Linked DNA regions of Homo sapiens: region 1 is linked to region 2. The links are chromatin loops, found by intact Hi-C in ENCODE. Cell type or tissue: breast epithelium. All regions are shown on one strand.

What was found. A loop is a pair of places that touch in the nucleus more often than their neighbours do. Peaks named below come from ENCODE experiments on the same cell type or tissue, not always from the same donor. Only the 100,000 strongest peaks of a DNase experiment are listed, where the experiment ranks them.
Region 1: it touches region 2 in a loop (22-fold over the local background); 2 of 110 quality-filtered maps call a loop at or near these places.

The regions. Positions count from the first base shown.
Region 1 is chr1:35,852,423-35,857,422 of GRCh38, reverse strand. AGO4 (argonaute RISC component 4) reads right to left here. Exons shown (of 18, transcript NM_017629.4): 18 at 1-3,926. The coding sequence ends at 3,818. Among named protein-coding and RNA genes, the nearest start is that of AGO1, 28 kb to the left of the region's middle. In breast epithelium, no CTCF peak of the experiment used is centred here; no DNase peak of the experiment used is centred here.
Region 2 is chr1:35,923,019-35,928,018 of GRCh38, reverse strand. It overlaps AGO1 (argonaute RISC component 1), which reads right to left. Exons shown (of 19, transcript NM_012199.5): 19 at 1-5,000. Among named protein-coding and RNA genes, the nearest start is that of AGO3, 5.6 kb to the left of the region's middle. In breast epithelium, no CTCF peak of the experiment used is centred here; a DNase peak (open chromatin) is centred at 2,033; H3K27ac peaks cover 686 bases.

The DNA.
Region 1 (5,000 bases), 71 kb after region 2:
GTCAAATGAACAAATGCAAACATTTTCAGCCACTAGACGTAGAAAGAGCATGAATATGTCAATAGCAAGGCATAAGAAAATGGTTAATCAATAACAAGATCTTTCCTTTAATTTTACAAGGAAAACTTCTTGGAGTTGCAACAGTATTGATACAATGCCCTCAGCCTCCACTTTCTTAAAATGAAAGCAGAGCTACCACCTTGCTATTGAGCAAGAAAATATCACAGCACATTCACAAAAGGTCGTTAGGACAGGGTGGAGAGGGTGAGCCTTGTTAAACAGTGGATTATATTTTCCCACTTGAAGGGTAGGCAGCTTTGCCAGGTAGGCAAGCTCTGATAGAGGCTGGGCACCAGATCCTAAAACACAGACCATATAGAACATGTCTGCTTGAAAATCATCACCTTTGGAAGCAGCAAATAGAATTTACAGTAAGAATGAATATGTTCTGCTGCCCAGAACGCTGGCTGCATTAAGCCAGCTAGTTCACTTTATAAACCATTCAGGATTCAACAGCTAAGAACACCACCACCAAAACATAATTGGTTCAACATTTGGGTCATCACCACTCTCTTAATGTCCCCCCCCCCCCTTTTTTTTTTTGAGACAGAGTTTCGCTCTTGTTGCCCAGGCTGGAGTAATAGCTCACTGCACCGTCCACCTCCTGGGTTCAAGCAATTCTCCTGCCTCAGCCTCCCGAGTAGCTGGGATTACAGGCATCCACCACCAGACCCAGCTAATTTTCTGTATTTTTAGTAGAGATGGGGTTTCACCATGTTGGTCAGACTGGCCTCGAACTCTCGACCTCAGCTGATCCGCCCACCTAGGCCTCCCAAAGTGCTGGAATTACAGGCGTGAGCCACCGCGCCCGGCCAATGTCCCCACTTCTTATCCCCAAATTATTACTCTTTAGCGTTGCTACATTTAAATCTTTCACACCACATGACAGTGCCTCAACAGGCTGCATTTAAAAAACAAAACCAAAACCAAACCAAACAGCCTAAAACTACTTCTAGAGAATGCACACCTCCCATTGATTGACACATGCATAACGATTCAGTCAGTCCCGAGGGGGTTACCTATTCAAATTGTCAAGCCGAATTAAAGTAAAACTATGCATTCAGACTTGCTTGCAATCATATTGCTGCAACTCTGATTCTGCAGTGATTAGCTCTAAAGATTCACCCCTCAGCAAGTTTTTGCCAATAATCCCAGCTCTTCCAAATTTCTTTCCTTTTGTCCAAAATGACAGCATTGCACCTTTAATGGTACTATTTTCCTATAAAAATAGGCCTCCCGGCTTTTCTTCCACCACCACACTGATTTACCCCAGTGTACCAGGACTGACTGAGGTCTTACAAGCTGTATTGTTCGAGGTCGAGCGTAGAGCAAGACAAGCTAATCAGGGCTTTCGGGAACATAGCCTTGCTCCCTGCTCCATACATGCCAGGAGATGGTGAGAAGTGATGCTTCTTCTGTGCGTTATTAATAAGCAAGCCCGAGGCACTCAAGTGCAGGTGTGGTGCCCGCTGGCCAGCCAGCCAGTCACCAAGAGTTCTTCACATCTTGGATTCCAGCAAGTCCTCCTTCTCCTAAAAAAGCTTCCGTTTTTTCCTCCTCTTGGGTCCAGAGTGGCCATGCTGAAGGGTATTCTCTGTGCTCTCCCTGAACAAGTGTGAATAAAAGCAGCAGCCAAGCAGCCAGCCCCTCACCAACATGTCCTGATTTGTATTATCCAAGTGAGGTATTTGCAAAAAAAAAAAAAAAAAAGGAAAATTTTAAGAAATTAACATCTGCCATCTCTTCACTCCTGGCTATGTTGTGCTTCATTTTACAGAACTTGCTTTCATCCCACTATCTGCAGGGATTAAGGACGTCTGCACTCAGCTTAATGAGCAACAGGCCTCGATCGACATAAAACTCTCTCAGAGACCAGTCTCAGCAAACACAGGTGGCGCCGTTGATCAACAGCACATGGAAATGTAAACTTCAATGTATTTACAAGTTTATTTAAACGACTGAAGAAAAACAGTGCTTTATATTGCTGGGATTTTGAGAAGGCTAGTTTATGAGATTTGGACCGTCTCATGAGTTCAAGCAAACACCCTTCACCATCATTTCCCCACCAGCAGTTTCCAGGCAGGGGCGGCAAAATTGTTTTCACCCCATTGTGTCTATCTCTTTCCCTAGCTCCTTCCTCAGCCATATAGAGTGTGGCTCCAGGCCTTTTATCCCCTTTTCCATCCCTCACTCCTGATGTCCTGGATAGAGAATTACAAGTCAGTAAACTCTGGGCTGGGAAACACTGGCTGGTGCTACCAAGACACTATGTAACTGTTGTCCATTCACAAAGTATTATCTACACTACATACAGAATACATTTTCCCCTACATTTTAACTGATGCTCGCTTTAGAGCAACTCCCTTTGTTTGGACAAGAAAGGAATCCCATCTCCCTGTGAGTGGAATCCAGAATCTATTAAGAAAAATCAACCTTTTCCACACAGTTTTAGTTTAATAAAAGGAAGGAAAACCCACCAAGTACATTTCATGTCGAAAGAGAAGCAAAAAATTTGTACTGCAAGTAGTCGTGTGAGTTACCTTGATTCCCAGGAAAAGAAATTTTAAATGCTGGTACATTTGCAAGTTGCAGCATCACTCATTGTACCTTAAGGACTGGCAAAGCCTTTCCAATAAGGAAGCATCCTGGTTCTAGCTTATTTTAAAACAAAGTGACAGGACACCAACTGTGAATATAAAACAGGTAAAAATAATTCTTTAAAAAGGCATGGAAATATATGTCTTTTCTGACTGGTTTCAGAAATTGCCAGATTATGATATATAAGAAATAGCTGATAAAATCATACTGAAATCTCATCTAGAAAACTACATTGTTGGGGAAGGAAGAGGAGAGACCTTAAAAAATGTTTATTGCCAAAGTTAAGTTTCTATGAGAAAAGTTTAAAAATCATTTAGATTTAACAAACCACACAGCAGCATAAAATGGGCACTTTTGAAAACTTGGAAAAATACTAAAAGCAATTTTTTTTTCCAAATAGGGGAAACATGAGTACTTTTATCATGGCAGTGTTATCTCCGTCACTGTGACATGCATTACATCTGTTTATGTCACACATTCACAAAAGTCGACCAAATAAGAGAACTGCCTATTTGAATCTGCAGCCAAATATAGTGCAAATTGCCTGTCAGCATGTACTTGCACCAGCACAAGTCTGCAGAGATCAATAAGATAAAGTAGTAAAACTAATAAAACTCTGTAAAACTTTCAAAAATTAATGCTCATTAAAGGCATTTACAGTGGCAAAGTCAGAAATCTTCATTAAAAAGTCTATGGACCCACACAATTAAATAGTTACACTGAACTGAAGTAGATTGTTTGGTTTTTCTCTCCCACTTATGCATATACCCCACTCAATGACTACAGAAAAAAGGAATAATCTTCTCTTCTAAGACTAGAGGGATGCGGTGAACACCACAGCTAGCAAAATATTCCATAGAAACCCTTCTTGTAAAGTCCTTTAGAAAGTTCAGGCTGATCAGCCTTTGCACATTGAGGTAAAAATTCAGTCCAGTGCATCAGAAAAGATAATCTATTAGTATCTATTACTTTAAAAAAATGGCTCAATTTTGTTGACGCATCAGACAGTGCTGCAAAGTATAGATTCAGTGCAACTATTCCGAGCTGCTGGTAGAAGACCACCTGAAGTCAACGTGGCTCGATCTAGAGGCGGTAGGCATTTGAAACATTTTGAGGCTGCATGGGGTGCCAAATTGGTTGAGTTCTTTTTCTGAGACTCTCAGGCAAAATACATCGTGTGCTGGGTATCATGGTGGATTTGCACAGCCTTAGCCAAGGCCTGAGGATCCCGGCCGTTGCTCTGTCCTGACACATGACTGCCTTCCGCACTGTAAAGAGAATAAAACAAAACAAAACAAAGCAAAACAAACAAACAAAAAACCAAAAACAACAACAACAAAAAAACAAAAAACAGGTGTAACAGAAGACCACTTCAAACTTCACACGTTTCAAATAGCACAAACAGTACTAGATTCTAGAATATCTTAGGCTTAAGCTTTAGCTTCTTGAATAATTTGTTATGTCCTTCTAAATATCAGTTGACTCAACTGAATTTCTTTTTTTTTTTTTTTTTTTTGAGACAGAGTCTCGCTGTCTCCCAGGCTGGAGTTCAGTGGCGCAATCTCGGCTCACTGCAAGCTCTGCCTCCCGGGTTTACACCATTCTCCTGCCTCAGCCTCCCGAGTAGCTGGGACTACAGGCGCCCGCCACCACACCCGGCTGATTTTTTTGTATTTTTACTAGAGACGGGGTTTCACCATGTTAGCCAGGATGGTCTCGATCTCCTGACCTCGTGATCCGCCTGCCTCGGCCTCCCAAAGTGCTGGGATTACAGGCGTGAGCCACCGCGCCAGGCCAACTGAACTTCTTTAATGAGCTGCTGCAAGAATTAAATAATATAATGTCTGCAAAGACACAATCCTTAACAGTATCCATATAAAGATTTCCACTGCCCACTATGTCTGGCTAATTTCTTTAGGCTTCAGTCAAATGTCATTTTTCTGCACAGAAATCTTCTTTGACTTTAAGGTCCAGGTCAGAGCCACCTGGAACATGCTTTAACAGAATCCTATATTTTTCTTTCATGGTACTAAACACAATTGAAATTAAATTATTACTTGGGTAATTATTTATTTTCCCACTGGGATATAAACTCCAAGAAAGCAGCAATTTTGTCCACCTTGCTCACCACTGTATCCTTGGTGTCTAGCACATAATACAACAAAGTCTCAATAAACCATTAGTTGAATGAATGCATCTACGTACCTAGCATAGTGATGGAACATAGGAAATTCCCAGCAAATGCTATTGTGCCACCAGTCTCTTCTTGTCTTCCCTTCACTAACTATATAACCTTGGACACATAATAACTCCTCTGAACTTTGGTCTTTCGGAGTAACAAC
Region 2 (5,000 bases):
ACATCACTGGATGAGGAGAGCAACTGAGTACAATCCTCTCACATGGGCCAAGATTAGAGTCAACTGGGCACCTGAGTTCAAATCTCTTCTCCTAGACCATCAGTTTCTACAAGGTAGAAAGTAAGTTACTTTATACTCTAGCAAGATACAATATAAAACATGGGCTTTAGGGACAGACACAGCTAACACTGAAGGCCCTCTCTTACTTGCTGTGAGCCTGGGAAAGTCACTCTGATTCATGTTTCTCATCTGTAAAAGTTGAAGTACCTTTGAGACCAGATGCTGCTTATCCAACAGCCCTTATCTCCTTTCTTGCTAGTAGACATGACTGAACTTTCTAGTCTACACGACTCAAAGGATAATTCATTAATCTAAGCCACTCCTGATGGATGATCTTACTTGCTTTGCCAATGACAGGAGTGAGATGACCCATTTCTAGCAAAGCCATGAGGCCGTATCTGTTGGAGCTTCCAGGGGAAGACTTCCTTGCTTTAGAAGGACACAGAAAAATCTGTCTCTCTTTTGCCAGACACGGTTCTGTCAGCATTTCCTTCCCAGAATTACAGTAGCCATATTGGGACCATGAGGCGAACTGGCGTGAGGATAAACATGGAGGATGGCAGAGCAAAAAAATTTCAAGAAACTGAGTCTTTGGTGTTATCACTGAGCCACTGAATTAACCAACCTTGGAGTAACATTAAATTAGGATTTCTTGTCATATGAAATGATAGTTTTCTTATTTAAGAAAAATTTAATCAGAATTTTGTAATATGCAATTGAAGATAACTGATAAACTATTTCGCATGTAAAGATGCTGTAAGATGCAATTATATAAGATACTGTAGAAAACACCTAGCTAAGTACTTCAAAGTACCCAAACAAACCCTTCCTCCTTTTGCAGCTCACTCTCATTAATAGCCCACAGGCCTTTTCCAAAAACCTGGCTAAAAGTTCCCACTGTCTCTTTTAAGAGGAAAGTTCCCTCCCTTTGGAAAATGGGGACAAAGGACCAAAGGCTCCCTAGAAAGGTCCCTCAATATTATTATACTTTGTCCAAAAAAAAAAAAAAAAAAACCCCAAACAAAAAACCATTGCCAAGAGGATGGTGGTGAAGATGCTACAGTCCAGAACAACAGGACACAGTATGTTCCTGCAGGGTAAGCCACAAAGGCCTAAAAAACCTTGGTATGATATACTGGAGAAGGCAGTTGTGCGTAAGTGGAAAACTAAATGCATCTAATTCCCCAGCAAATCCACTTTTCCAGCTCTTCCTTCTTGACACAGCTGCTTTGAAGGAGTACTTCTGTCATGCTGTGTGCCTTCTAAGCCGGCCTAGGCATTTCTCAGCCTATCATCAGAGGAATAAATGTCTGCAAAGCTAGAACAAAAATGGTGAGCTAATTTTCCAATTCGACATTACTTCCCATTCAGGCAGTAGACAGCAGCTTAAGGATGGCCCAGACTCAGAAATTCCAACTAGGCTTTTCCTTGCACTAACTCTTTCGTTTAGCCACCAAATCCTAATTGCCATGAGATTCTGGGGTCTGCTACACCAAGAGATACCAAACAAATACCCAGCCTGACTACCCCAAGGCAACTGCTAGTCCAGAATGTGCTCCAGCATATTTTGCCAATTGACAGAGCAGAAGGAAGGATGCTCAACCAGTAATGAAAAGGAATGCCCAGAGGTGCCAGGACAAGCCTTCACTGAAAACCTTGAGCTCCAGGACCAAACAATGCAGGCTCCCAGTCTTTTTAACTTGAGTAGCAACCACAGGCAAATCCTGAAGGCTTTTCAATATCAATCTTTTCTAAAACTAAAGTTTATAGCAAAATTTGCCATAATCATCCTCCTCCTATTCCCCCTGCTAAGTTCTTTATTTCTGCCTCACTCGGAGTCATAAATTTATGTCTTATTTCAACTGGTCAAAATCTGCTCCATGTCCAATCTGCTCTTCAAGTTCAACCAACCTCCCTAACCCTTGCTGCTGAAAAGAAGCATGGGGCTGGCTGGCTCTTTCCCAAGGGAGTCTGCCAGATGATAGCCACAGGCCAATTTACAACACTTGGCCTCCAGAGGAATGCTAGGTCCACGTATGTACACACTGGCTGCCACTGACGATTTCTCACTGGGGTATCCGCCAGGATCCTTCTCTGAGCCTTCTTACCCCCATGCATAGAAATAACAATGCTCTAGCAGTACCAGGAAGAATGCCAGAATTTACATGCTTGACAATTATACCACCAGCTTAAAGTACAAAACCATAGAACCTCCAACTTGGGGTGAGTGGGAAAAGACAATGATAATGTAGTTAAGTATCTGCTTACCTGAAGATTCAGGAATTCTGAGTTCATCCTGTGTACTCCTATCACTTCTTGATCCACTGCCCACCCAGCCCATACTCATAAACCACAGACTACTAGCCTATTTCAATTATATTTGCACATACTGATCTGTTGGTATATGCCATGACCCTGAGATGACAAAAATGAAGAGAATATAGCTTCTGCTCCTAGGAGTTCATAGGCTCTAAAGAAGACAAATTATGGAAATAAATATAGTATGCTACTATTATCTAGTATGCTGGAACATGGTTTATAATATTGGCTAGGAACAAAATTAGGTTTTGTTTATTCTTTTACAATTATCTCCTAATTGGTGGTAGTTGTGGTGAACTTGAAAGTCCTAGTTTTAGCCATTTTAGAATTGGTTTTTCCAATGCTCATTTTCAAGAAATACTGGAGAATAACGTAAGTAAGTCATAGAGTTACAAGATCCCCAAAAGATGGGGAGTAGAAAGGTAAAACACACAGAAAAAAAAAGAACTCCCTCTCTGCAGCAGTTCATGTTGTTAATCACTCCCTTCATGAACCTTCTTCTACTCTGATTTCTTCTCCTACCTCACCAAACTGGCTAAACAAAGAAACAAAAAACCCACAAACTGTCTACCAGTGATCTGTCACCTTAAGATCTGCTTCCTCCCCCGAACCTTTAAATTGAGTTTCTTAGGGGGCTGTATACTAGTTTCTCTTCTCTTTTTCTAAGCTATCTCATTCATGCCTATGGCTTTAACTACCATCTATAAGACTCCTGTATCTATAAATGCAGTTTTACAGTCTTACCTGAGCACCAACCTGTGTTTACTGGACACCTTACCCTTACTGCCCCACAAACACCTCAAAACTCAGTCTATACAACATTCTGTTTCTTCAAAAACTCCCCACCTTCCTTCTACAGTCTCCCCGTCACCCCCATCTTGACTGGCAGAATGTCCCAACACACTCCTATGGTCAAGGAGAAACCTGGGAGCTAACCTCTACTCCTGTCTTCTCCTCCCACCAGCCATCGAGTCCTATTAATTCTACCTCGTCTCTCAAATCTGTCCCTTCCTCCCTATATTCGTTGTTGTAGCCTTATTCCACTCCCTCATTATCTTCCTCCTATGCCAGGGGACTATTTGGCTAATCATATCCCCCACCAAACTTAATTCCCTTAATGAGACGGACACTATTTTCCTCATTTTGAATTGTGCCTCCCCTCCCCACAATACTGCTGGCACAGTGCTTTGCATGTTTGTTGAATGAAGAATAAATGAAGGCTCTGTGAAGTATTCCTGCATAACAATCTACAGTATTATTCTCACCTAAAATCTATTAGAGATGTAATCAGTCCCAAAAGTTTGTTTTGCTGGTAGGAAAAAAAAAGAGAAAGACCGCACTTTAGAAATAGAAGCCACTGTTGTCTTTATAAAACACAGAATTGTGCTGCTGCTGCTGCTGCTGCTGATGTTGCTTGCTTCAGAAGGAACTGTACATTACAGCTGCTGGGATAATTTCACAATGGACTGGACAAGGTACAGCTCAAAGCAGGACACAAACACAAATCTCAAAGGGAAACAAATGCAAACAAGTACACAGCTGTGGGGATCCAGAGACATTTCCCCATCCATGCTGGACTTGAGAGGGATAAAAAGTTTAGAAACTAAAGTGAAAACCAGAGTAGTCACACATGCCCACCACATGGCTGCTAAGTGCAACATCACATACCAATTAGGCTGGACTGTGTGCACAGGAAAGTAATTTCATTTTTCCTTATTGCTACTACACCAAGGGACTCAGTGCATTCAACAAATGTCTTTACTTGCACAATTCTTGGAGGGTTTCCTATTTTCCTCTGTAAAGAAGAAAATCTCCCTTTCCCACCTCATTCTGTTTTGTTTTTAGCTCATTCCTTCCCCTCCCTTTCTTGGATGCCCAAACAGCAGCCAGAGGCTCTAAGTCAGTATGAGTAGAGTAAGGGAGAGCACCAACCCAGCCTCTCTCCCTGCCCAGGGAGAAGGCAAGTCCTATTAAGTCGGAGGAAAGCGAAAACCAGAAAATACCTCCTTCCCAATCTGCTTAGAAGGCCAAATAGTAAAAAGTGCCCTGCATATCCCTGCCATGATCAGATTTTAAGAAGGAAGGTATTCCAGCTACCATCCTGGATTGGCCTAGGCCCCATATATAAATAAAAATAACGTCCCCCAATGTAGTTTCCAAAACTGCCTTTTGGCTAGTTTGAGATGATTTTTCTACCCTGATGGGGAAGAAACGTCCAACCTTGTTAGTTACACATGATTCCAGGTCCAAAACTGTCCCACCAGCCTTACAGATATCCTATGGGCCAGCTAATAGTCAGTGCACCCTTGGCTGCCCATCTTGAGTGCTGGCCTTATTCACAAACAGAAAAAAAAAGTATCCAAAAACACTGCTGCTTAGCTAAATAGGAGGCCACAGAGAAGCTATCTAGCAGGTGGGCATTAGGAGCTTTTTAGGGAAGTTTCAAATTTCTAGGTACCTTCTTCGGCTTTATGTTAAGCCTAAGTTCCCAGCAACAGTAGCCCCAGGCTTATCCCTGGAGGCCAGTGTAGCACCTCGATCCCTAATGGATCAGGTTGGACTGGATAAACAATCAAAGAACAGTGCTCTCCTTTCCCACCTTTTATTCAAATTCTCTCCAT